2 separate regions of the Homo sapiens genome follow, and region 2 is linked to region 1. Evidence: chromatin loops called from intact Hi-C (ENCODE). Cell type or tissue: HCT116. All regions are shown on one strand. Links, peaks and the distances in the headings refer to the core of each region. The heading gives the core; the rest is flanking DNA.

Region 1 (5,366 bases), core at 157-5,156:
CCCTGGCTCACCTTTTGGATCAGCAGGGCTGTAGCTGGTGCTGAGCACCTGGAAGTATTCTCCCTGGTGCTCCTGCTGTGGGGTGTCTCCTCATGAAGAGACCCTGGTGTGGAGCTCTTTCTGTCCTCAGGCATGGAGGACTCCACCCTGGGGCACTGTTCCAAAGGTACAAAAGCAAAGACCCCGACAGGGGTGCTGGAGCCCACCAATGAGCAAAATTCCAGATCATCTGAGGGCAACTCAACCAAGATCCACAGAAAGGGGAGGATGGAGGGATCCCGTCCCTTCTGTACTGTTGGACACATTGCTGCCACAGCCTTCCCCTGCCATGATCCCACTCCAAGTATCAGGCCAGGCAGGGTCTCTGTATGGAGTTTGCTCCCAGGCCTCTGCCACTGTTACCTGGCAGGGGGCAGGAGGTGCCTGGCCTCTGGGCATTGCCCTCTGGGTCAGCAGTCCCTTCAGCATCTCCACACAGGGTTTGCTGTGGGGTCCTGTATGCAAGAAGGGGCAAGGATAAGAGGGGCTGCTGACTCCTGCCAGGAGCCCTGAGTCAACAGAGGCTCGCTTGGCTGGCTAGCCACACTCTGTGAGAGCTCTGAGATTCTCAGGGCTGCAGAAGGTGTCTTAGAGGGTGGACACATGATGAGGCCCAATCAACTCCAGGCCAGGCAGGGCTGCCCCAACTTTACTGGCCCTGGTCGCTGTTCTTGAAGGTTTGGGAGAGGGGATAAGGGCCAGAGTCTCTGGCCAAGCTGGTCCTCTGTGGTCCCTGGGTGTGTGCACATTAAAGTGAAAGTGTGTTGGGGAACACAGCAGTATCCTTATTGCCACTAGCCCCCAGCATCCTTGGGGCTCCTACTGTCACACAGCAGTCTAGGACATACTAGACTACAAGATCATTTGCAGAAGGGCCCCAGAGTCAAGACGTCAGTGTGTCCAGGGGCTGCCCTTCCAGGGACCTGGGGCGGTGTGGGGACTCCTGTGCTGGGGATGGTGTAGGGGGCTGTGTGAGTTTCCTGGGAGGCCTGCAGAGGGCCCTTTAGCATGAATGGGCTTTCCCCCTTCCACCTCACTCAGCCACCTAGATGGTGCCCTGCTTCCCCCCTGGACAAGTAGCTGGTCCTGATGGTTTTCCCATTCCAGGGCCCAGATGACTGCCATTGTAACAGGCTCCCAAGCCAGCCCTCCCAGCCAAGTTCCCAGACTCTAAGAAAAGAGTGGGGCTTCCCGGACTCCTCTGGGAGAAGACTCAAGCTTCTTAGATGCACAGAAGGGACTGACCCAGGACCCTGCAGGGTTGGCCAAGGGCTCGTCCTCTGGTAGCAGGCGTCTCTGTCTCTTCTGGGAACTCCCTTTCATAGTGGACACTGAAATGGAAGCAAGGCTGGGTGAACCAGAGAAGGCTGCTAGCTCTCTCGGCATCCCTGCCTCTCTGGCCCCAAACATCCTTTTCCCTCAGAGCCTGTACAAGGCCAACCTAGTGTAGCAGCCGTGACTCTAGGGCTGACGTTTCCACCACTGTGCCCCAGCCAGCCCTGACTCTCTAGGAGGAAGGAGTCCAGAGCATTCCTGACTCCACTCCTTTGCTCAGTTGCTCCCTCTACCCTTTCTACATTCTGTTCATCTTCCAAGGCCCAGCTGCAGCCTCCCAGCCTTTGGAACCCTGCTTCTCCATCTTGGCCACACATAGGATCACCTGAGGAGCTCAAAGGTGAGTGGTGGCTGAGTCCCACACCCAGCATCTGTGGTGAGGCCCAGGCATTGGGATTTGCAGAAGCTCCCTGGATTATCTAATGCACAGCCAAGGCTGAGAACCATTCTAGGTCTTTCCAGCCCATGGTGATCCATACCCCCTCTGCACTCTCAGGACACTAAATATCTGTTATTATTTGGTGTTTTTTGTTTATTTGTTTTGTTTTGTTTTGTTTTTTTGAGACGGAGTCTTGTTCTCTCACCCAGGCTGGAGTGCAGTGGCACAATCAGCTCACTGCAACCTCCACTTCTTGAGTTCAAGAGATTCTTCTGCCTCAGCCTCCCGAGTAGCTGAGATTTCAGGCATGCGCCACCACACCTGACTAATTTTTTGTGTGTTTTTAGTAGAGACACGGTTTCTCCATGTTGGCCAGGCAGGTCTCGAACTCCTGACCTCAAGTGATCCACCTGCCTAGGCCTCCCAAAGTGCTGGGATTACAGGCATGAGCCACCACTCCTGGCCTCTGTGATTATTTGGTCCCAATCATATCACATAACATATCACCCAACAAGACGACAACCCCCTTCAGGGCAGGGCCCAGGGCTGATGCTTCTGTATTTCCACGTTACCTTGCACCATGGTGACCCAAAAAGGTACATGCACCCTTCAAGGCTTGTGGGCTGAATTTAAGGGGTCTCTGTGACTGGAAGGGGTGCAGGCAGCCCTGGCCATGAAAAGGGGCTGGCTGCTGCCTTGTTCTGCTTATTCCTGAGGCCTGGGGCTAAGCCTTTCCAGGCCGAAGAGGCCTCCAATCAGCTGACCTCCTGTCTAGAACAGAAGCTTTGCCTGAGCCTAGCCCCTAAGTTATGATTGCTGAGAAGTTCTCCCCCTCATCCTGCTGTTTTTTATGACACTTACGTAATCACAGATTATATTTAGTCTACAGCCCAAGGTTGGTGAGATGGGAACCACCCAGCACAGCGGGATCTCCTTGGAACCTAAATCCAGTGATGGAATCTTATTGTCCACAGTCTTTTGTGGTATGTGCTACCACCGAAGATCCTCTCCTAACCTATCATGTGTTCAATACGTCTCAGCTCCTAGACTTGCTGAAGCCGACGGAATAAAAGAACCTCTCAACACTGGGGCCAATACTGACATGATGTGAGGCTTCCCCCTGCTGGCCAAAGAAGCCTCTGCCATCGAGGTCGGCCTCTTACATTAAGGTTCAGGATGGATTGGGGCACAAAGGCAAGCAAAAGACACCCTACAAATTTGGGGTACCCTCTTCCAATCCAACCTGGAACCTGCTGACATTGTCCTCCCAGTACCTCTACACCCAGGGATGGCAGTGGCCGCCACTACCTGGAAAACACATGGCTGTTGCTATGGTTGCTGTTGCCATAGGCGACATTGGCGTTGGCATTGTTGGTATTGGCACGAGCCAGGGGGTTGGTGCGTGGATCTTGTGGGAAGTCCTCCAAGAAGACAGGTGACTCCATCTCTTCCATCTCTATCTCAGCAAACTGGAGGGGTCTCTGATTGGCCATGACGGGGGGCAGGGAGTTGGTCCTTTCCAGGAAGTTGTCCACCTGGCCAAACAGGCCTCCAGTCCTCTAGGGGCAAGGAGAAGAGCAGTGACTGGGGGTGAGGGCAGGGAGGGCATGGGGGGCTGTCACTCTGGGACAGTGGTATTGGGAACAAGCAATAGTATTGGGAGACAAATCTTATAAGGCCAAAGGAGGATGGACTGAGTGGTGAGATCAAAAGAAGAAAATTCCCACCCTTAGAAAGTTCTTTGTTTGATGGGGTAGACAGCACACACCTAAGGAGGTATATAGGGGACACAGGCACACAGAAGAGAAGTGTGGTGTAGGGGAGAGAGGGCTGAATCGGGAGTCTGCAGCACTGGGTTCTAGTCCCCGCTCTGAAACTGATTTACTAGGTGATATTGGACATCTCACATGATCTCTGTGGGCCACTATTTCCTCATGAATAACCCAAAAAGACCTAACTAGGTGTCATTAAAGACCTTCCAGCAATAAAGTGTTATAAGAAACATGAGACAGAGCTAAGGATGGAGGACTGGCCTCAGTGGAGGCAGGCAGGGCATTTGATCCTGGAGGGCCTCTGGGAGATGGGTCGTTGCCTAGGGTTTGTGGGGAGGAAAGGGAAGGGGTGAGATTTGGTAGGGAAATGTGGGAAAGAGTGTGTTGCATTTGACACCTCTAGTAGATCAGGTCATTGATTCTGAGTCCCAGGAGAGGTGGGTGGTGAAGTGGAGAGACGGAGTGGGGTATCTTCAGCTCCCATGTCCCCCTCTCGTGTGGCTGGGCTCCCAGCCCTCCTCTCTGTGAGACACTGCCACTCATGGTGTCTAGACCACTAGGGGTGCTCCTGGCTCTCCCTCACCCGGAATATTCCCTCCTCCATCGCAGCCTCCACCATGGCTCTCTCCAGCTCCTCCTCAGCAGCCAGGTCTCCTGAGACCGTGCGACAGATCTCGGGGGCTGCCTCTTCCTCAATGGTCCGCAGCCCTGCCTGGGGATGACGAAGGGACTCAGTTATCTCTCCAGCCCAGGAGAGGAGACCAGAACCACTTTTTCTTTTTTTGAGACAGAGTCTCACTCTGTTGCCCAGGCTGGAGTGCAGTGGCACAATCTGAGCTCACTGTAACCTCTGCTTCCCGGGTTCAAGTGATTCTCCTGCCTCAGCCTCCTGAGTAGCTGGGATTATAGGCATGTGCCACCACTCCCTGCTAATGCTTGTATTTTTAGTAGAGATGGGGTTTCACCATGTTGGCTAGGCTGGTCTCAAACTCCTGACCTTGTGATCCACCCACTTGGCCTCCCAAAGTGCTGGGATTACAGGCATGAGCCACCGTGCCTGGCTAGAACCGCTTCGTATGGCTTACTTGTTTCTTATCACTGTACCCAGGGCTCTCCCAAAGCCCCAGCCTAGGCCCCACTCTCCCTCTTGGGTTATTGAATATCTCAGGTACCTGAGAGGCCACCAGGTCCTGCTCTGGCCTCTGGGATAGCCCACACCTTAATTGTTCCAATTGAGTCATCTCTTGACCCCATGGGTGGAAATTTCATGCCCTTCCCAGGCTTCCAGGTTGAGAAGTGTTCTTACTCAGTACAGTCTTCTAGATTGGTGATCTTTATTGATTGGATATGTCATATATATATAGTTGAGCAAAGTTAATATCACCAGTAATGGGACAAGTCAAGACTGGTGTCACCTAATAGCTTGTAATGAGAACACAGAATCATTTCTGTGGCATTCTTATCCAAGATGCATATCCTAGTAATCAGACAAACCCCAACTGAGGGACATACTGACCTGCAGTCTTCAAGTGTCAAGATCGTGTCAAGGAAAGACTGATGAACTCTTCCAGATGGAAGAGATGAAAGAGATAAGGCAACTCAATGCACTGTCTGATTCTGGATTGGATCCTTTTGCTATAAAGGACATTTACTGGGACAGCAAATGAAATTTGAATGGGGTCTGAGGATTAGAATGTAGTAATGTATTAGCCTGGCATGGTGACTCACGTCTGTAATCCCAGCACTTTGAGAAGCTGAGGCAGGCAGATCACTTGAGGTCAGGAGTTTGAGACCAGTCTGGCCAGCATAGCGAAACCCCATCTCTACTAAAAATACAAAAA
Region 2 (5,366 bases), core at 276-5,275, 150 kb before region 1:
AGTGAGCAGGGAGCAGACGCGAGTAAGAAAACAGTGAAGGAACCATCTCCTACCCCTCTTGCCTGGAGGGTCCCGGGCTATTTCACTTCTTCCTTTTTTCACTGTTGTCTCTAGCGCTGGCCATTGATTCCTTAATTCTTGAAGTAAGATTTTAGCAGTGCCTGAGACTACTTTGCTGGGGGCTGTTGGGGATGTGAAGATGGTAGGACGAGGCCCTTGCTTTAAAGAACTTCCAATCTGGTGTTATCAGAAGACCCTAAAAGAAGGAACTTTTTTTTAAAAAAAATGGAGAGTGGATGGCTACAGCGCTGGGGAAGAGTTTTCTGACTCGGGACTTTTCCTCAGGAAACGAAAACACTGAAGAGGTCCAGTTTCTCTTCCCTGGGGAAGGGCTCTTGTCTGCAAAGATCAGATTCCAAGTACTATAATGTTTTGCAAGGAAATACCACTTCCTCACCAACTGGTGGTCTGGACGGCACTCTGGGGTTTGGGGCTGGGGCATCAGTCCCCTGACTCCCCGGCCTGACTGGAGTGGGGAGCTGTTTCAGATTCCCAGCTGGCCTCTGGAGTGCCCACCTCCCCCATTGGTATTTTGAATTGAATGACATGGCCATCAGAGAGCTCCAAGGATGGCTCCCCGGGGTTCTTGGCAGGAGGTTTGGTTAGCCAGCTCCCTTCCAAACCTCAGATTCTGCAAGGTTGGGAAATATTGAGCGTGAATTTGGGGGAGCAAGGTGTTTTTGAGAATTCCAAAGGATCAATGCAAACAGTGAGATTGAGCATCTGTACTAACCTCCCCTGAAGTCAGAGATGGAGGATTACCTGAGGGCAGGGATTCTTAACTGGGTTCATTGGCATTAGGCATCTGTAGATGGAATTCAGAGGATGTGTAAACTAGGTGAGGCAAAAAAAGATATCATTGTTTTTCACCAACCTTTAACAGATTTTAACATCACCTTTAGTTATGAAGACAACAAATCACAGTAGCATTGGCAGTACCTGTGACTTTGCCATTAATAGAATTCATAGTTTCATATCACACTGCAGTCACAGCAGTCTTGAAATGTTGTTTACACTCAGCCCTTGTGTGAAATTACCCACTGCTAGACCCTGCTTAATGTTAATAAAGAAGCATATATATTGCTATGTTTTTATATTTTTAGAACTTTATTTCATATAATTGACTTTTTTAGTGATCTTCTTAATTTTATTTTATGCTCAAGAAATGTGAACTGTGAGCCAATTCACAGCTGGTAGAAACTTCCACCAACCCCCACCTGGAGCTGGAGATGGGCAAGGTGGAGGAAGGGCCGCTTATGCCCAGAGTCAACCCCTCTCTGTTTGACTTTGTAAGAAAGTGCCAAGCCTCTATGGGGAGGGACGGTGTGTCACGGAGGACTGGGGAAGGGCAGGGCTGCAGGCTCTTTGGGAGACCCAGAGAACAAGCTCCCAATGGGGCGGGGGGAGGAAGAACTGTCCCCTCTTAGGGCCCCTCAGCCTCAGCCTGGGCAGAAAATGAGGTGGTCAGCCTGGAGCACTCTGGGGCTAGCATTGTTTGGAAAAAGGGTGTGTACAGGAATGTGAAGGTGTGCTGGGTGTGTGTACCGGAGCAGTGGGGGATGCTGGGGGACTCCAGCCCCATGAGTTCCGCTCCACAGGAGATGCCTGGTGAAAGCAAACTTCCTCTGTCATCCCTGCACTTGGGGGTAGGGAGTGGGGACAGGACTTTTTAGGGGCTGGGGGAGGGGAAGCAATCCAGACATGTATTGAGGCACTGGAATCTGGGTCGGGGGAATGGTGGGAAGATCAGAGAGTGGGGGGAAAGGGAGGTGGTAAGATGAAGACTTGAGGGGTGCAGCCTGCTGGGGACAGGCCAGGCAACAGTCAGCGTTAGCTCTGCTTCCGCCTTGAAATAGGCTAGATTCCAGTTTCCCATTTGCTTGGGGGTCGGTGGGATGGGAGATCTTGAGGCTTATTTTTTATAGGAAATAAGTTCCATTTTGGTCTCTGGCTCCTTGCATTTGGGGAGTGGACTTAGGGTCTGGGGTCACAGTGGACCTCCTGTGGAGTAGGAAACAGGACTTGGGCTCAGGTCAGTGCCTGTCAGTGCCCCATGAACATGCGTTGCTGGGGGATGGATGTAAATAATCAACAGAGAAGTGATGGCCTCGATACCCTTGGGGGACAATGTCTGGGATAAAAAGAACAGCCTGATCCTCTCTCTCTAGGATTCTAGAACTTCTGCATATTGGAATTCCAGCTGCCTTGCCTGAGGTTTTAAAATCCTCACTCGGGAGAGATAAAACCCAGGCCTTGGTCTTCATTTCCATATGTGGGGAAGAGCAGTGACCCATCCCTGTCAGTTTGTAAATGTCCTGCTTGTTTTTTCCATGGACAGTGGACATTTCACCTTGCTTCCGGGGTGCTTAACAGGCCTCAATTTCTGGAAAGAGAAACTGAGGTCAAAGGAAGGCAGGGAGAGCCAGGGTCAGGACAGGAGGGCACGCAGGTACCTCACAGCTCAGAATGTTGTACTAGGGTCTCTTGAGGCCATGAAGACATGACTCTTGTTGTTGTCTTCTTTGGGGATTCCTCCATGGGAGCCCCTTTTTCCCTGCTACCCTCCTGCCCCCCGGAAGTGCAGAGGCCCAGGAGCTGCCTGCTGGCACCAGTTGCACGGGATTAGTTCAGGGAAGGACTTGCTCACCTGCTCCTCCCCTCTGACTCAAGTCATAACAAGTAACCTGGTTCCCCTGGCCCGGCAGCCTGGGAGGGACGGCAAGGTAGGCAGGTGAGCCGAGACGGACGGACGGCCAGCAGCTCCGTCAGCTGGAGAGAGAGCACAGGCCTGTGGCTTGGGAGACCCTGAGGCGACATGTGAGGGCCCTGAGCCCCCTGACTGGAAGCAGGGGCTGTTTTTCAACTCCTGGACTAAAGCCCAGAAGCAGGTGAGGGCGGGGGAGGTGGAATGGGTCTTTGGGGCTGAGAGCAGGCTGGCCTGGGAGTGGAGGAGCCCAAGCAGTGGCCATCACCCCCCTCCGACCCCCACCCCCGCCAGCCTATGTCTGGTGTGTAGGGATGACAGAGGGGTGCTGGTGGGCTTGGACGGGAGCCTGTTCTTGTGGTTGCCTAGGCCTTAGTTTCCACCAGAGGGAGAGCAAGCAGAGATGAGCTGGGACAGGCAGGCCTGAGACCTGGCTTTGGGGGACACACTTGGGATAGAGGAGGATCCCCCATGGCCCGGCCTGAGGGAAGGTGCTCTGGAGTTTCCCTCCCTCCCTCTGTGCCCCTTCTGGTCTCCTCTGCCTTTTTCTGGGGACATTGTTCAGCCGGGTGGGCTGCTTTTTAGGGCCCAGTACTGGAGCTTGAAGAGGCCCAGGAGGGATCCCTGTGTTAGGGAGGGGGTGGGGATGTTACCTGAACTGCCTTTATCTAAAAGCAATGCCTTAGACACTTAAGACTCATAGCCTCCTGGGTGGGGGTGGTGCCCTCGCTCTCACCTGTTGACTCTGGGGCAGGTTCCCTACAGCTGTGGAGGGCGGCCTCGGCAGAGGCAGATGTGAGGGTCCGCTATGTGGCTGTACGGGTTTCCTTCTTGGCCTGACATTGACCAAGAGGTCGAGATTCAGACCGGGGACCTGGAAAGGCTTTAGACACTGTGCAGTCTTTATTGTGCACAGGAGGAAAGGAAGCCCCGGGAGGCCTGGTGACTTCCCCAAGGTAGTACAGACCGCAGCAGAACCAAGCCTTGAGCCCACAGCCAGGGGCTCTGGGCATCTGACGCTGTTCTCTTTGCTCTACTTGGGGCAGCAAGTCATCCCAGAGAGGACCCAGCATCAGGCTGGGACCACTGGGAAGATCAGTGCCTCCCCTTTGATGCTGGCAGTCAGAGACTGGGCTGAGCTGGGAGAAGGGGAAGCTGGCGGAGACGGGAGGCGTGCTAAGGTACCCCTCTGTCCCTGTAAGTCCCCACTCCTCTGCAACAGTCTCAGAGCCCCTGAGAAGCAGGGGCTGAGTTGGCCCAACTTTCCAAGGCAACTACTTAGTGGTTAATAATTAATTAGCAAGCGTGACTAATTAATGGCTTCCCCTCCCACATTACTTCCTCCTCTGTGCAAAGCAGACACACTCAGCATGCTAGCTGAGACCACCTTGCTTCCTACCTCTGGCTGCACCCTGCTCTTGGCTTCTGGGGAGGGTGGGAGGATGGCTAGGGTGGGTGGGAAGGGGTGGGGGTGAGCTGCCTGCTCCTCTGTCCTGTTCTTATCTCTACGAGGGATAGAGTTTGGGACAGATGGACAGTGCAGAGCTAATAGTCATCCTAAGTATCCTGCGGGGTGGGGTTCCAGAATATATGGCCAATCTTTCAGAACTTTGGCATGTTTGCAAAGGCCTCCCATAAAGTTAAAAAAAATAATTCTCCCATGCATTCTCTAGACTTCCTTGAATAATTGAAATTCCAAAGTGCAAGGTACATGTTGCTTTCAGGGCTTTGTGTTTGATTGTTGCTGCCTGTGGTTGCTGTGTTGTTTATGTAGGTCTATAAAAGTTCTTGATCGTCCTGCTCTTATCATCTTGATGGGTGGAGAGGTATCACCAGGGACCTGGCTGACAGCAGTCCCCTCTCCCTGTTGGCCTTGCTTTGTTACCAGCTTTCCCAAGGCCGACTTTTCTGTCGTGTTGGCTGCCTGAGGAGGGGTGGAGCTCACCTCCCCCACCCTGCGGCCCCGCGCTCTGAGGAGGCAGGATAGGCTCCAGACAGAAACTCGGAAGGACTTTTGGACTCTTGCTCAATGGGCTGACTCAGTGAGGAGGTGGCTGAGCTCTCTTTCCAGACCCAACCACCTGCATGGGCTCCGCCCACCCCTCCCACCCCTGCTGCAGCCAGCAGCTGCCAGGCCCTGGCCAGCTGGGACCCCAACCAGGGGTGTGGGTTGGTGAGGAGGGAGAGGGGGTGGGCACAGGTGTTATCTGGGTGACTGGTCCCTAGCTGAGCCGACACAATGGGATGGCACCTGTACCACCCAAGTGTTCTCCACCCCGAAGCAGGCAGAGGAGCAGGTGATCTCCTTTCTGTCCTTGCACAGCTTCTGCTCTAGTCACTGCTTGCCCCTCTCCTGTCAACTCTTGGCAACCCTGATAGACACAGCCCTGGGTCTCCCCTGGCTGTGGGGTGTAGGGGATCTAGGCTGATTCCCCTTCAGTGGTCTCCCAGGAGTAATTGATGGCTTGAAAGTTGTTTGAGGGCTTTGGGACAGCTCTCTGGCATACAGTGGCTGCACATATCTGCAGATGATGTGAAGTTCAGAGTCCAGGGCGCCAATTCAGAGAGTGGGCGTCCTGGACTTCGGAGGCCCCAGACCAGG

What was found. A loop is a pair of places that touch in the nucleus more often than their neighbours do. Peaks named below come from ENCODE experiments on the same cell type or tissue, not always from the same donor. Only the 100,000 strongest peaks of a DNase experiment are listed, where the experiment ranks them.
Region 2: a loop joins it to region 1, with 16 times the contacts of the local background. A loop is called at or near these places in 20 of 110 quality-filtered maps.

What each region holds. Positions count from the first base shown.
Region 1 is chr1:201,040,220-201,045,585 of GRCh38, forward strand. It overlaps CACNA1S (calcium voltage-gated channel subunit alpha1 S), which reads right to left. Exons shown (of 44, transcript NM_000069.3): 39 at 4,109-4,237; 40 at 3,062-3,312; 41 at 1,285-1,370; 42 at 403-494; 43 at 12-155. Among named protein-coding and RNA genes, the nearest start is that of KIF21B, 19 kb to the left of the region's middle. In HCT116, for the core only: a CTCF peak has its summit at 2,895 (motif pointing left); a DNase peak (open chromatin) is centred at 2,862.
Region 2 is chr1:200,892,140-200,897,505 of GRCh38, forward strand. INAVA (innate immunity activator) reads left to right here and starts at 2,761. Exons shown (of 10, transcript NM_001142569.3): 1 at 2,761-2,948. RefSeq lists enhancers at 2,655-3,165, 3,166-3,677, 3,678-4,188, 4,912-5,366. In HCT116, for the core only: a CTCF peak has its summit at 3,135 (motif pointing right); DNase peaks (open chromatin) are centred at 2,732 and 4,772; H3K4me3 peaks cover 3,948 bases; H3K27ac peaks cover 1,856 bases.